Linked DNA regions of Homo sapiens: all the other regions are linked to region 2. Evidence: chromatin loops called from intact Hi-C (ENCODE). Cell type or tissue: heart left ventricle. All regions are shown on one strand. Each heading gives the region's core, and the rest is flanking DNA. Links, peaks and the distances in the headings are about the cores only.

Region 1 (3,897 bases), core at 635-3,134, 150 kb after region 2:
CCACCGTGCCCAACCTTCATGTTTTTTTCTACCCCAGTTTGCAGCTAGGTAAAGGCAATGTCAAATACCAAGTTGTGCCTTGGTTATACCTACATAAAAAAAAAGAAAATAGTTTTATAATCTGAGTGGTGGTTTTAAAATAGGTCCATAAATTCTTTGATACTCCTTCCTTCAAAAGGTGGAGGCTAATTACCCTCCCTTTGAGTGTGGTCTCTGCTTAGTGACTCACTTCTTATGGATAGAATGTGGTGGAAATGATGATGTGTTACCCCGTACGCTAGGTCATAAAAGGAACTGCAGCTTTGTTCTTGCTGTCTCCCTTGGATCACTTGCTTGGGGGGAACCAGCTGCCATGTTGTGAGATGCTCAAGCAGCTGTATGGAGGAGCCCATGTGGAAAAAAACTGAGCACCCCTCACAACCGATATTCCCTTACCAGGAGTGTGGCAAGCCTCCCTGGAAGCAGACTCTTCAGCACCAGTCAAGCTTTCAGATGCTGCAGCCGTGGGCAATGACTTTGCTGCAATCTTATGAGAGACTAAGCCAGAACCACCCAGCTAAGTGGCTCCCACATTCATGACTCACGAAAACTGTGTGAGATAATCAATGTTTATTGTTTTAAGCTGCTAAGCTTTGGGGTAATTTGTTATATAGCAATAGATAATATACTCTGCACTCAAATTATTTCCTGTGAGAACTAGAGGTGAAAGGTAAGGTATCTCTGTCATGTCAGAGTGGCTAAGGCTTTTAAAGCAATGACCAAGGACAGGAATTCTTAGTTTGAGAAGCTTGGCCCAGGGGCAGATAATAGAACTTGTTTGATTTCTGTTTACACTCCCTTCTCAAAGAAGGTGCAACAACCTACAACAAAAATATGTTCATGGAAGCCATGGTAAATAGGAAAGAGGAATATGGTAAATAGGAAAGAGGAATATGGTAAATAGCAAAGAGAAATAGGAAAGAGAAAACCACAACCAGATAAAAGAAATGGTAATTGTTAAGCATAACGGTCAACATAATTGCAACAGTTGAACTTTAATCATGACTCCGAGCCATGGTAAAAGGGAAAACTTAGCAAGTTCTATAGCTCTTATTACTGGAAAGGAAGCAAAGCTTTTCCCAGCTTTAGATGTTTAAAAAAATTATCTTGTGGACTTTAATATAGATGCTGATCTAGGTAAAAGACAAGGCTCTCAATCATACTTTTGGAGATATTGGGTTAACAAAATTCATTTAGCTGTTACTTGTGTTCTTTAGTAAAGGAGGTGGGAGAATGACAGTGCTAAGCACTGTGATAGATTATAGAAAATAGAAGGAATTCCTCTGACCTAAGTGTTACCAGGCCTTTTGAAAGTGGCAAGTAAATGTATGTTAAAATATTTTTGATCTGAGCTTTTCTCTCTCTTTTTCTGTTGGTATATATATAGCACAAAAGCACTTCTTGGGCAGCAATTTAAAATAGCCCAGTTTATCTCTCTGCTTGTATTCCAGGTCTTGGTTTTGAGCTATAAATTCTTGCTGCTATCTTGGACTTTTCCTGAGAATCTGAATCCTTCAGCACATCCTATCACATTCCACCAATTCTTGACCTTCTGTTATCCTCACCAGCCCCCCGGGCTTTGTTCAAAGTCCTGCAGGGAGGCTGCAGAGACAATGGAATGCACAGGCTGTGGTAGCTCAGCTGCGGGGACTGTCCAGGCGCCTAACTGGTTGTGTGAGGCTTTCAGAGAACGCTGCTCCTGTGCTGGGCTTCAGAGAGAGGGCTTGCTGCAGCACAGTGGGGTGGCCTCCTGCTGGTGGCCCAGGCCACAGGGATATGGAAACATGTGTCTAGTCTAGAGCTGCGGGCTTGGGTGACCTTGAGGCAAGGGAGGCACCTGGGGGCTAAAATATAAGGAGGCACTCATTCTCCTCTCGGTCCTGTTGAGCTGTTTCTTATTATGGCTGAAAATATGAACTGAACCATGTGAAGATGCCTAGCACATGGCCGGGAATGTAGTACGTTTCAATTAATGTTGGTTTCCTTCTTCCCTTTGACTTTCCTTCTTCTACTCTATCTTTTCTTCTCCTCATCTTGCTTCCTTCCTCCTTTCCTTCCCTTTTCCCTCCATTCTGCAAGCATCTGAGAGGCAGGGCTGGTGTGTGTTGGGTTGTTTCCTTTGGGTCTCGGCCCTGCTGTCTCCCCTGCTGGATACTCCCTGTGTCTTCTCTGTGTAATTAACTACAGCCCATCTTCCCCATCTCCAGAGGCTCACGCCTTTGCTGACCCCCACTTACTTGGCCAACTCCCCCTACTTTCTGCTTCCATCACATGGCGTCTGTCTTTTTAAATTCTTACCACATTGATTATTTTATATTACTTGATTGATTACTTGATTAAAATACATTTTACATGTATTTGTACGATTACTTCCCTGAGACTGTAACACGTTTCTGGTCACCTTTACAGTCCCAGTACTCAGGAAAGTGCCTGAGACATTGCAGGCATGGAATAATTATTGGTTCCATGAATTAATGAACGGATGAATGAAAAAGCCAAGTTCCATGATTTGTATCAGGTGTAAGCCAGTGAATAACAGTTTCTGTGTGATGAGGATGAATGTTTCTACCTAGTAGGGCACATGTAGCACTGAGGAAACCATGGGCATCTCAGGCTGCTGGATGCCAGATGCCTCGGACCCAGAGACGCCACCTCCACACAGTAACACAGGAGAGACGGCAGGGCCAGATTGAGTGACCTCATAAATAAAGCAATGCCTTCCAGGTCTTTCTAAAATACTAGGTACCTGCATTAATTTTCTAGGGCTGCCGTAATGGAATACCACAGATTGGGTGAAGCCACCATGTTGGCTTAAGCAGCAACAGAACTTTATTTTCTCCAGTCCTGGAGGCAGAAAGTCCAAGATCAAAGTGTCAGCAGGGTGGTTTCTCCTGAGGCCTCTCCTTGGCTTGCAGATGGCATCTTCTCCCTGTGCCTTCACGGGGTCTCCCTCTGTATCTGTCTGTGTCCAAATTCCCTCTTCTTGTAAGGACACCACATAACCTATATTGGTTTAGGGTCCACAGGAGCAACCTCATTTTAACTTATACCTCTTTAAAGACCCTGTCTCTCAATACAGCCGAGGTAACAGGGCTCAGGACTTCAATAACAGATTTGTGGGGCGGCAGGGGTGAGACTCAGCCAGTAGCATTACTGCTACAGCCAAACTGCCACTTCCTGGCTGAGTGGCTTCAGACAAGGTATTCACCTCTCTGTGCCTCCATCTCCTCACCTGGAGATAATAAAGCTACCACCTCACTGAGAGGTGTGAGAGTTAAAAGCCCTAATCCCCATGAAGCACTTGGGACAGTGGCATGTGGCAATGCTCAAGAAGTGTCAGCTATTATGATGATTACTTAGCCCTAAGGGAGTTTTTTTGGGCATTGGAGTGTAAGAATTGGTCTCTGCCCTCAAGATGCTTAAAGTCGTCTTACATAGAATATAAATCTAATAAATAAAAACAACAAGAGACATTTTCCGTGACGGATGCTTTTTGGGCCACCACTTTGGAAGGGAAAGCCAAGAGGTGGAAGGAATGATGATGGCAACCAAACTTAAGTCTCAGCTGTGCGTCTCCACCTCCCAGCACAACCGGGTGCTAGCAGCATCAGGCTCTGTGGTCTCCAGGGGGGCGCTGCCTGCAAGAGGGCTCAGTCCGCAGCATTCTCAGTCCTTGTAGTCACCACCCTCCACTTTCTTGAGCCATAGCTGCCAAGGGATGTTTACCTGTCTCCCCAAAAAGTGGTCAGAACCACTTTGCAGGGCTATCCTCCCCACCCTAGAACTCCTTTGGAGATGCCTACATGGAACTCTTTGATCACCACCTGCTGTTGCTGCTGCTGCTGCTGCTGCCTGGGG
Region 2 (3,897 bases), core at 977-3,476:
TCAGGCTTTTCACTAACTGGAAGAAATCCACTCACATTGGAGAGAGCAATCTGCTTCACTCAGTGTATCGATTTGAGTGTTAATCTCACCCCAAAACACTCACACAGACACACTCATAATAATGTGTGACCAAGTATCTGAGTACCCTGTGGCCCAGTCAAGTTGATATACAATTAATCATTACACCAGGGAAACTTAAAATATACACTGATTCTGCTGGGATCCAGCCCAGGGCTTTTGTGGTTTCATTGGTCTGGGGATTTTTCCTGAAGCCAGGGGAAAATTGCCAACTAAATTTTCATATATATGATTACATTACATATGTAATTACATTACATATATTATGTTATGTGTAATATAATTATATGTATATATGTATGTGTGTATATATATGCTACTATATATATATTATATGTGTGTGTATATATATATATCTTTCAATAGAGTGTGGAATCCTTAAAGGCAGGGTCTGGACTTAGCCATGGTTATCTCAACACCGGCCTGGAAATTGAACCACACTGTGGCATAACGGTTATGATTATGGTTATGGTTATGTTATGGGTTGAATTATGTCCCCCCCAAAAATTGAAGTCTTAATCCCCTATGCCTCAGAATGTGACCTTGTTTGGAAATAAGGTTGTTGCAGATGTAATTAGTTAAGATGAGGATAATGGATGTAGATAAAAGATGAAATACTGGAGTAGGATAGACTTCTAGTGTCCTTATAAGAGGAGAAGAGACACTGAGACGCACAGGGAGAATGCCATGTGACAATGAAGGCAGAGATTGGAGTTGGTAGCTATAAGCCAAGGAAAGCCAAAGGTTGACAGCAAGCCAGTAGAAGCTAGGAAGAGGCAAGGGTGAAACCCTATGGGTTTCAAAGGGAGCACAGCCCTGCTGGCACCTTGACCTAGGACTTCTGGCCTCCAGACTGTGAGAAAAGAATACACTTCTGGTGTTTTTTTTTTTTTCTGAGACGGAGTCTCACTCTGTTGCCCAGGCTGGAGTGCAGTGGCGCGATTTCGGCTCACTGCCAGCTCCGCCTCCCGGGTTCACGCCATTCTCCTGCCTCAGCCTGCCGAGTAGCTGGGACTACAGGCGCCCGCCACCATGCCCGGCTAATTTTTTGTATTTTTGGTAGAGATGGGGTTTTGCCGTGTTAGCCAGGATGGTCTCCATCTCCTGACCTCGTGATCCGCCCGCCTCGGCCTCCCAAAGTGCCGGGATTACAGGCGTGAGCCACCGCGCCCGGCCCTACACTTCTGGTTTTAAGCCGCTGAATTGTAGTACCTTGTTAAGGCAGCCCTAGGAAACCAATCAAATAACCAGTAAGAGTGAAGCTGTGCTTGCAGGAGAGGGGGGTGCACTAAATTTATGGGAAGGTAGAGTGGGATAAACAAGAATTGGTCATTCTTTCACTATGGTGTGAGGAAGGAGTGTTTTGAGAATTACTTGCTTATTTTTCTGTTTGAGCTTTAAGGTTTGGGATTTTCCACATGCTGGTGATCTTGAGATATATAATTGAGTCCCTTGAGTTGAACACCTTTCCAGAAATGATCACCCGAACTGATAACTGTTCTCATTTCTCAAGCTACCCATAGATCTACTAGAAATTAATACGCAGACCCCTGGCTTATCCATTTCTCATTTTTTTCACTAAAGCTTGATCAACTCAGGGCTCATTCGTCAGAGCACATTTCTGGATCTGTAAGATCTGGGATGAGTCAGGGGCTCACCAAGGTCATTGGGAAGCACTGCCTGCCCAGCCATCTGCCCCTCACTCTTTGACGTCTCTTTAAATTAAACACCACATCCCGTGGTAAAATTGTTCTTGCTCTATTAATAGCCAGCTTGGCTCGTGTTGCACTGAAAATCCACGGAGGAAGGGTGTCAGAGAGAAGAAAAAGGCTACAGACCCAAGGGCACATTTCTTGGTCAGATGACTCCAGTCTCTGAGGAATCCCAAGAATTCTCTGTGTAAAATGCCTGGGCCTTCTCCTCCGCTTCTCCTGTGACTTCTTTTTCTAAGATCTCATCAACCAAAGTGAACTTTCCCCTTTTCCTTCCCCAATATTTTCATGCTTGAATTTATTTTTGATCAGGAAATGCTACAAGGTTACTTTAAGAGAAGTATCCAAACCCCTTTCTGTGGACTCATGAGACATTTCTAACTTCATCCATGTCATTACTGAATTAAAATGGAAACCTTCCACTCCCAGTTGTTACTGATGCTTTCTGCAGCCGCATCTTTATAAAATTGTGATATAATTTTACAACTGATTGGCCTACAATTTTATAGGGCTGCCACAAACTCACATCTGCTCCCCGAGATGGGCCCTGGTAGCTTCCTAACTTCTCTCTGTACTATTTTCTCTAAATTTCCCATCCTGGCCCTGACCGAGTGCTCTTTCCTTCTGCTGGCTGCCACACTTGGGTCACCTCCTCACGGCTGTCACCACTCCACAGTCAGGAAGTCCCTGCCAAAGCTTCTCGGGCTATTTTTCAAATGTTTGACCTTTGCCCATTCCTGACGCACCCACTACTCACATTCTTCCTGCCTCCTCTCTCTACACCCTGATTTCTTGGCCTTTATAGTCCCCAGCTCCCTACCCTGGCCCTCATTACTGGCGGTGTGCCAGCCTTTAAATCCAGTTTCATCATCGTGCCCTGTGGTGTAAAGACAGAGAAGTGTCTCTCTGCCTAGGGACAGGAGTTCTTGGCGCCACTAAAGAGGTTGTCTTCTGGTCCCCACCCTTCCATCTTGGAAAAAGCTCCAACTCCAAGTGCTTCATAATGGTGGGGTGTGGCTTTCTTTAGAAAATCCCAGGTGATTTCTCTAAAAGACAGGTGCAAAATGCAGAGGGGATGAGGGTGGAGCTATTCCTGGACTCCTTTTTTTTTTTTTTTCTCAGAAGCTGGTTTTGGTCAGCTTTGATGTTAACCCTAGCATCTGCACAATGTCCTGCTTGCTTAGTTCTCTTCACTGGTGGTTCCCGGGGATAGGAAAAGCAGGCTGGAGAGGCCAGCACATTAGCAATGCACTGGATGTTTAGAGTTGCTCTCCTGTACCCAACCCAGGCCACCCCCTCCCCCCACTCCCCGGGTCTGTGTCCGGGGCTTTGTACAGTGTTGTTTCTCAAAGTGTGGTCTGGGGATGAGCAGCGTCAACATCATCAAGGAGCTTGTTAGAAATGCAGAATCCCAGGTGCCATCTGTGACCTCCTGAATCAGAATCTCATTTTAGCATGATCTCCAGGTAGTTCTTATGCACACATCGCAGCAGGAACAGTGGTGTTCCACGTGTGTGTGCAGCCGCCCAGGGCAGCGGGAGCCTGCCCAGTGCCCCCGGAGCAGCTGAAGGAACACCTTCAAGAATGTAGCAGGCTAAGTGCATTTAGAGGTTATCAGTGTGTCAGCGAGGCAACCTCTTTGTGGGGATCATTTAATTAATGTTAATTGCTCTTGGCCTGTTGTGTGACTCTGGCAGGATTTACGGAAAATCACCGTAATCTAAAACCCTATAAAAGAGTCATTGCTTTTAGAGGCCTTGTGACTCATGCCCGGAGACACCTTCTGATACTTGATGCATCACACAGATGTATAAATAATGCCCACATCTGCATAATCCTCAGAGGCATCAAGGCACTTCATTTTTGGTGGGGGCAGGTGCACCCAGGTGAAGAGCAGTGCTCCTCATATGTTATGATCTGGGTGGCAGTTGGTGAGAATTTGCTTTACAAAGAGAAATGATTTATCCAGTTTTATTACCCAATTCTGTGCTTTCATGGATTACATAAATTTTGTTATTGCCATCAGCCCAGTGGATGTTTAAAGTGGTTTCCATATTGCATGACACCCCATCCCTCCTCCTCTTAGCATCTCACAGGTCAGGGAGAG
Region 3 (3,897 bases), core at 676-3,175, 280 kb after region 2:
CTGGATCAGAGCACGAAGCAAGCAAGTGGTAGGAAGTGGGGTCAGAGCAATGCCAGCAGGTGCAGAGGTAGATTGCTCAGGGTACTATAGGCCATTGCAAAGACTGAATTTTACTCTGAGTCAAAAGAGAGGATGCTGGAGCAGTAGGGAAGAATATGCTCTAACTCACATTTTAACACTATCTTTCTGGTGCTCTGTTGAGAGAAGAGTGAAGGCAACAAAGACAAAAGAAAGGAAGCCTGTCAGGAAGCTTCTGCAAGCATCTTTCCAGGTGAAAGATGAAGGCAGCTTGGAGCAAGGTGGTGGTGGTGGAGGTGGAGAGATTAATTCTAGTGAAGCACTCACTACTGTTTCTGGCACAGAATAAGTGTCCAGTGGGTGGTGATGGTGCTTATTATTATTAACAAAGTACATGGGGAGAAGTGGGAAGTCAGGGGCAAAAGAAAGCCACAACATTCAGTGTGCCAGACATTATCTGAATAAAGGGAAGGCAGAGCCAGAAACGTAGGATAATGACAGCCTGGGTATCAGGGGTAATCTCAGAGGCACTATTTTGGGACCAGAATAAAAGATTGTTCTGAGCTTCAAAGGCACCATGCGGGTGCTGCAGCAAGGGATCTGTCCCTGAGCCAAATCCTCCAGAGAAGCAGAGAATTAAGAAAAGTCAAGGTCAGCTAGGAGACTATCTGGATTCAGAGACACAGGAGACTCAAGAGTTGAGGGCATTTTGTTTGTTTATTTTTATATACCAAGATACATAATGTAGAAACCTCCCTGGTTTCTACATGGAAGCTAGAAACCACATAAGCACCTAAATACTATATCAGAAACACTTTAATTTAGCTAAATCAATATAAAAAGGGGCAAATGGAAGCCAAGTTTGGCCTTTCAGAAACCTAATGATCCCTTGCCCTTCCTGTTCAGGGGTAGATACTGAATCTTTCACCATGGCCATGCAAGAAGGGGAACTCTATTTGAGAAAGTAAATGCTTTAAGGGCAATATTTCCATAAGGTTTTTTTCTTTGTTTGTTTGTTTTGTTTTGTTTTGTTTTCTGAGATGGAGTCTTGCTCCGTCACCCAGGCTGGAGTGCAGTGGCGTGATCTCGGTTCACTGCAACCTCCACTTCCCGGGTTCAAGCAATTCTCCTGCCTCAGCCTGCCAAGTAGCTGAGATTACAGGCATGTGCCACCTCGCCCAGCTAATTTTTGTATTTTTAGCAGAGACGGGGTTTCACCGTGTTGGCTAGGCTGGTCTTGAACTCCTGACCTGGTGATCCGCCCGCCTCGGCCTCCCAAAGTGCTGGGATTACAGGCATGAACCACTGCGTGCAGCTCTCCATAAGGTATTTAAGATTGCTCCCCACTTTCCAAACGTTAACTAAGTCACTCCGCTAAATGCACAAGCACATTGGCGGTTGCCAATTGCTCCCAGGCCTGGTCACTGCCTGCGCTAACTAGCTCTCTCTAACTGTGTAAGAGGCTTTGAGTGTAAAATGTACAGGCAACAGAAAAGATAGGCCTGGGGTGAGTCACTGTCAAGAGCCCTGGTGGCAAAGCCCCTCCTCCTTTCATCTCTTTAGGGATGTAAGAAATGCTTGACATGCAATGATGTCTGTTTTGCCTCTGCCCCCATGCAGGTAGGAAATGGCTCTAGAATAGCACTGTAGCTCTTTCTGCAATGACGGAAACGGTCTACGCCTGGGCTGTCCAATATGATTACCATCCGGCCACATGTGGCTGTTGAGCATTTGAAATGTGCCCAGTGCAAATGACAGACTGGGTTTTTAAATTTTATTTTATCTTAACTAAAAGTTAAATTAAAGAGCCAAATGCGGCTAGTGTTTACTGAATTACACAGCACAGCTCTGGAAGGTTTACTAACTTTAATCCCAACTCCTGTCCTTTGAACTCAGTAAAGAATGTAAATGTCTCTGGGATTGGAGCCTTTTAGTAATCTAGGGAGCATGGCACCAGAGTCCTACGTGAGGGGTAAGGTCTGATGAGGACTGGAACTAGCCCTGCAGAGGCAGGTACAATAACCAGCAGCTATAGGACCGGCACACACCCTGGTGTCTCTCTGAGCCTGTTTCTTCACTGACTTCCTCACAAGGAATTATGAGAATTAAGCCACTCTAAAAATTTAAGATTGTTTTATAAAGCGATTGTTCTGTTATGGGTCCTGGGGTTTCTAAACAAATGGGAAACCATTTAATGACAAATATATGTAGAATGTTCTATATTCCTCATTCGTTTCTAAATTCATCCCATCTTAAGGCAAGAAGAAAAGCAAGTAGCCTTTTTTGGGCCATATTCCCTATATTTACAATATGAAATCTCAAAGCCATCTATAAGCCTAAGAGGCAGAAGCAGAAACAGTGCCAAGCTCTGAAAATAGCAACCAAAACAGCCAATCAAAGAACCTCGGTTCCATTTCCACAAAGTGGAGTGTTGTGCTGTCGTTTACATAACTTACCTTCATAATTAAAATCACAGGAACAGAGTGATAATTTTATATCAGTTACATGACCTTTAAATGGGAAGGTTAATGAGAAATATAAGAATCTATGTTTTTTTTGTTTTCATATTAAAAAAAATTTTTTTTGAGACAGGGCCTCGCTTTGTCACCCAGGCTGGAGTGCAGTGGCATGATCTTGGCTCAATGCAGCCCTCCCTGGGCTCAAGCGATCTTCCCACCTTAGTCTCCCAGTAGCTGGTACTACAGGCATGCACCACTACACCCTGCTAATTTTTAAAACTTTTTTTGTAGAGATGGGGTCTCACTTTATTGCCCAGGCTGGTCTTGAACTCCTGGGCTCAAGCAGTCCTCCTGCCTCAGCCTCCCAAAGTGCTGAGGTTACAGGCGTGAGCCACTGCACCTAGCCAAGAATCTGTGTTAAAGTGAAAACTTGTCACTGCTACCCAATAGTGATTGATGCTGAGACTAGCCAGAATAAATACAAAACTGTGCACTTCATGAACAAGGCTGGACACTGAAATCGGAAATGTATGTATTAAGCACCTGGCAGGCACAGAAAGGTGCTTTCACTGATGTATCATTTCCTATTTGATCCTTTCAACAAGCCTATGATGTCGCTATTATGATTTCAAGAGAGGTTAAGTAACAAGCCGAAGGTTATAGAGATGGGAAGTAAGAAAGTCAGAAGTCCCATCCAGGCTGCCTCCACTCCATAGCCAAAGCATTTCACACTCAACAACAGAAGATGGCTTGGAATAACATTCAGAAGTTTTTTTTTTTTCTTTAAGTTAAGATTTGTATCCTACTTACTTCCAAAAGACTTGAGGCAGCTTAAAGATTAAAATACAGTGCAAGAGAAGGCATTTAAGGATAACACTCTTGCTGAAGAATGCAAAAGAAATAGATGGTTTTAGACACCTGAGTGGAGCAGATTCTAACACTTGGGCATTTAATTTGGTTCTAACTTTTCTGACAGCTAAGCCAAAAAGAGAAGCATATTGGATTGCACAGAGTTTTGTTTTCCAACAAGGTAAAGCATACATATTCATCTACAGAGACAAAACGTTTTCCTGGTAGGAAACTTAGGTAGAAATTCATCACGTAGGTCCTTGGATAAAGGACACTGAGTGACACAGAGAACCTTACTCTCTTACTCTCATTTGTAAAAGAAGGGGGCCACATTAAGGTCAACTTCCAGTGCAGTGAGTGCATGAAATACTGCTAACGAAAGTTCCGCAAAAGAGTCAGAAACACCATTCAACAGAGCGCTGCTTTTATGGACCCTCTATAAAGACAGAAGACATAATATACTAAAGCACAGCTTAGTGAAGGAATTTCTATAAGGAGCTGAGAGAATATGAGCTGGGACTTTGCTTTATGGAGTCTAGCAGAGCAGAGAATGCCTTAGAGAATATCAATG
Region 4 (3,897 bases), core at 910-3,409, 230 kb after region 2:
ATTGTGCCACTGCATTCCAGCCTAGACAACAGAGTGAGACTCCATTTCAAAAAAAAAAAAAAAAATCTTGAGGTCAGATGCTATATTAAAAAAGAACTTTGCTACCACATCCTTACCTCATGCCTTGCACAGGCCTGAAACTTGAGATATGTACATTGAATGAATGCTGAGTTAGCATGTTTACATTTGAACACAAGTTCTATTAAAAATGAGTGCCCACCCTAAGTAACTAAGAGCAAGTTGACCACAGGCTAATACAACTTATTTTACTTGGAGGCAAGCTTGAGTATGGAGAAGAGTGGAAGAGGCACGGATTGGTTTTTATGAGGTGGTCATTTTAAGGTTTACTGAATTGCAACAAATATGTTGGTCATGTTTCAGGCCTACAGACATTTGGCACTCAGTCTAGTTCCCCTTCTTCCTTCGGGCAAGTTTCTGAACTCTTTGGGAATGAAAACCTGCCTAAGGGCTTGAGTTGGTGCTGTGAGTCCCAGTCGGGCTAAAAGGACTGGCTCTGAAATTTAGGTTAAAATCTTGACCCCATCACCAGCTAGCTCTATGGCTTTGGGCAAGGGGCTCAGGTTGGCACATTTTTCTCAGCACAGAAATAATATTACCACTACCACAGGATTATTTAGTGAATAGCCCCTGTAAGTGAATCCTGTAAGGTATTCAGCATAGTCCTTGGCACTTAAGAAGTGCTTAGTGACTGTGAGCCACTTCTTCCATCGCCTCTGTGTATTGAACTGGACTTTTCATCCTGGCCCCTCACTAAGATTTTAACTCATCTAGTAAAGGAAGCCTTCTGCCCTGGGTGCTGGGATTGGCACCATAAAGAATGGGTCTTGCCCTTGAGGAGCTGAGAGTTTATTTTCAGCATTTAAATATTTAGACTCACAAGACGTTGAGCAAGTGATTTCACCTCTCTGTGCCTGAGTGTGTGGAAGGTGAACAGTAAGCAACCTTCCAACCCAATGTGTCCATGAGTCTTAATGTTGGCTGGAACTCAGCTACAGACAGAAGGAAAGAATGATTAGTCACTATGCTGGTAAACATAGCAAGGTTATCTCCTTTTATTAATAGACTAGGCTACGCAAGTCACAAAAATAGGGTAGCTTCAAAACTTAAATTCTTGGAATTTTAGTTTCTGTTGCATCTGATGAAACGTGAAAAGGGACTTGTGTTGTGTATGGACTTTGTAAAATGATCTTCTATCTCTTGGTGCAAATCAATTACTTATTAGTTTTTATTGCCAAGGAAAGGAAAATATATTACCATTCATTTTAGTCTTTTTCTTATCGATTCTGTGAGCACAGTGATAGTTGTTTAAAGAAAAATGATTACATTTATTTGTTCACTACAAAAGACCTATACCACATTATAGAAAATTCAAAAAGGGAAAAATCAGAAGAAAAAAGAGCTTTCCACACTAGTCAGCAACTGTTGGTGTTTAAGTGTTCTTTCATTTTTCTTCTGAATATTTTTGCATCGAGTATTGCATTTTCACTAAACACTAAGTAATAAACATTTACCATATTCGTACATGGATTTTATAATGATTTTGAATTGTAGAATAATATTCCCATGAGGGACATCTGGTTCCTTTGACCATTTTCCTACTCTTGTCTTGTTAGAAGGCAGCAGAGCAGGGTTTCCATGGGATGTGGTACCAGGGCTGGGTTGAGACGTGGCTCTCTCATTTCCTAGCAGTGTGACCTCGGTTAGGCCACTGAATCTCTCCAGGCCTAGATGTCCTCATCTAGGAAAATACAGGCTATATTAGTTCCAATCTCGTCAGGTCATTGTGAAGACTACATGAGATCATGTACGTAGAAAGCTCACGAGTATCTGGAACGTCGTCGAGTTTGCTGATGTTAGTGGCTGCTGCTACGTAGCCTACATTCCAATCTGACGACTGGTTTGATTTTTATAAACATCCTCCAAGAAAATGCACGTGGAATACCAGGCCATGTCATTTCATCTCTCATGTCACTTTATCTTTTGAGATCCTCATTTGCAAAGTGAGATGGTCAGACTATACAGTGTGACCCCAAAGGCCCCCTTCCACCTCCAACGACGGTGATTCTTGGCTTATGCTAAAAGCAGCTATAACCACTGCAGGGAAATGACCTATGGAAACCACAGCCTTGCCCATGAAGAAGGAAACCTGCAAGGGCCTGAGGGCTTGTGCACATCAGTTTATCTTTTAGTCCAGATAAACATTTGACATTTGTTCCGACACCTTCCTTCCAAGGGCTTCTCACAGTTCAGTCTGTGTGCTTCTCAGATCTCCATTTTTCAAATGGGTTCAGCAGCCGGTGCGCTCATCCAAAGTTTTATTTATCCATTCCACATTTCTAATGTCGCTTCGCTGCTGTGATCATTTTCCTATGTGGTCATTTAAGGAAGATAAATTGAACTGCAAATCTCAGTAGAATAGGCATTGCTCTTAGTCATTCCCCAAGGGACAGAGAAGATTTTTCTCACTCTTAGCACCACCTGCTTGTGCTCTCCCTATAATCTCCCAAGAGGAGTTTTTAATTAAAAAAAAATTATTTGGACAGCAGAGTAGTTGGGTGAGTTGCCTCCCTGGTCCATGCACTGTTACCCCTAACATTCAGACTTCTCAGATCCCAAAACCAGGTGCTGAAAGGGACTGAACTAATCTCACCTTAGGATCAGAGGTGCCCCTGCCAAGAAGCAGATGTCATTAGCATAGAACTGACAGCCACAAAAGCTTCCCACCCACCACCTCTGGCCTTCTGTTCCCAGAAAATTTCAGTGGCGTCAGCTTTCCCATCCAGAGAGCCTCTCCAGTGGGCACATTAGACAGGAAACATTAGGATGGAGAAGAAGCCTGGCACACAGGGACATCCACTGGGATGCAGAATACAGCGTGAGTTTTTGTTTCTTTGGTGTTTTCGGCTTTTTTTTTTTTTTTTTTTCCAAATGGAGTCTCGTTCTGTTGCCCAGGCCGGAGTGTAGTGGTGTGATCTCGGCTCACTGCAGCTGCAGCCTTTGCCTCCGGGGCTCAAGCGATTCTTTTGCCTCAGCCTCCTGAGTAACTGGGATTACAGGTGCCCACCACCACACTTGGCTAATTTTTGAATTTTTAGTAGAGACAGGGTTTCTCCATGTTGGCCAGGCTGGTTTCAAACCTCTGGCCTCAAGTGATCTGCCTCCCAAAGTGATGGGATTACAGGCATGAGCCACCGCACCCAGTCCAGCATGAGTATTAAGGTTAAGTATGTGGGCTCTGGATCCAGGCTGCCTAGATTTGAATCCTTGCACTGTTTATTCTGCGTGACCTTAGGTAGGTTATTTAACCTCTCTGTGCCTCCATTTCCAAAATGAGAATAATATTAATAGAAGAGCTTTTCATAAGGCATGTGAGGATTACATGAGTTAGCACATGTAAAAAAACATAAAACATGCCTGGCATATCCCAAAGGTGTGGTAAACAGGAGCTCACACCATGAGTGATTGAGGACTATGTGCTCAATGAGTGAATCCCATCCTTTCTGTAAGGGGCAGTCAGTAGTAGTAGGAAGAGTGTGGGTTTTAAGGAAAGACCTGAGTTTGCATATCACCTCCAGTTTGTGTTTAACTTTAAATAAATTCTAGACTTCCCATACCCTCAGTGTCCTCATCTGTTAAATGGGAACACTTTCTCTACCTTCGAGGCTGACTGTGAGGACTAAATGGAAGTATGTATTTTAAAGGCTCAACACAGTGCCTAGCACATAATCAGCTTCTGAACATGTGAGCTCCTGACACAGCCCAGCTCAAAACAGGAGCCAGGGTCTCCCCAGGGTTTTTAGAGGCAAGCACTGTTTCATTTATTCCTAGTGTTTGCTTTATTGCTGCCAACCTAGTCTTCACAGTTCCTGGGGTTTG

The links. A loop is a pair of places that touch in the nucleus more often than their neighbours do. Peaks named below come from ENCODE experiments on the same cell type or tissue, not always from the same donor. Only the 100,000 strongest peaks of a DNase experiment are listed, where the experiment ranks them.
Region 1: a loop joins it to region 2, with 2.9 times the contacts of the local background. A loop is called at or near these places in 5 of 110 quality-filtered maps.
Region 3: it touches region 2 in a loop (14-fold over the local background); 4 of 110 quality-filtered maps call a loop at or near these places.
Region 4: a loop joins it to region 2, with 23 times the contacts of the local background. A loop is called at or near these places in 15 of 110 quality-filtered maps.

What each region holds. Positions count from the first base shown.
Region 1 is chr4:151,955,664-151,959,560 of GRCh38, forward strand. LINC03074 (long intergenic non-protein coding RNA 3074) reads left to right here and starts at 314. Exons shown (of 2, transcript NR_183803.1): 1 at 314-593. In heart left ventricle, for the core only: a CTCF peak has its summit at 1,812; no DNase peak of the experiment used is centred there; H3K27ac peaks cover 1,565 bases.
Region 2 is chr4:151,804,865-151,808,761 of GRCh38, forward strand. The region is part of intron 2 of LOC127898557 (a long non-coding RNA gene); the gene reads left to right. The region is part of intron 2 of LOC105377488 (a long non-coding RNA gene); the gene reads left to right. Among named protein-coding and RNA genes, the nearest start is that of GATB, 46 kb to the left of the region's middle. In heart left ventricle, for the core only: no CTCF peak of the experiment used is centred there; a DNase peak (open chromatin) is centred at 2,487; H3K27ac peaks cover 2,500 bases.
Region 3 is chr4:152,089,239-152,093,135 of GRCh38, forward strand. No RefSeq gene overlaps it. Among named protein-coding and RNA genes, the nearest start is that of LINC02273, 9.6 kb to the right of the region's middle. In heart left ventricle, for the core only: no CTCF peak of the experiment used is centred there; no DNase peak of the experiment used is centred there; H3K27ac peaks cover 2,180 bases.
Region 4 is chr4:152,037,461-152,041,357 of GRCh38, forward strand. No RefSeq gene overlaps it. Among named protein-coding and RNA genes, the nearest start is that of LINC02273, 61 kb to the right of the region's middle. In heart left ventricle, for the core only: no CTCF peak of the experiment used is centred there; no DNase peak of the experiment used is centred there; H3K27ac peaks cover 2,420 bases.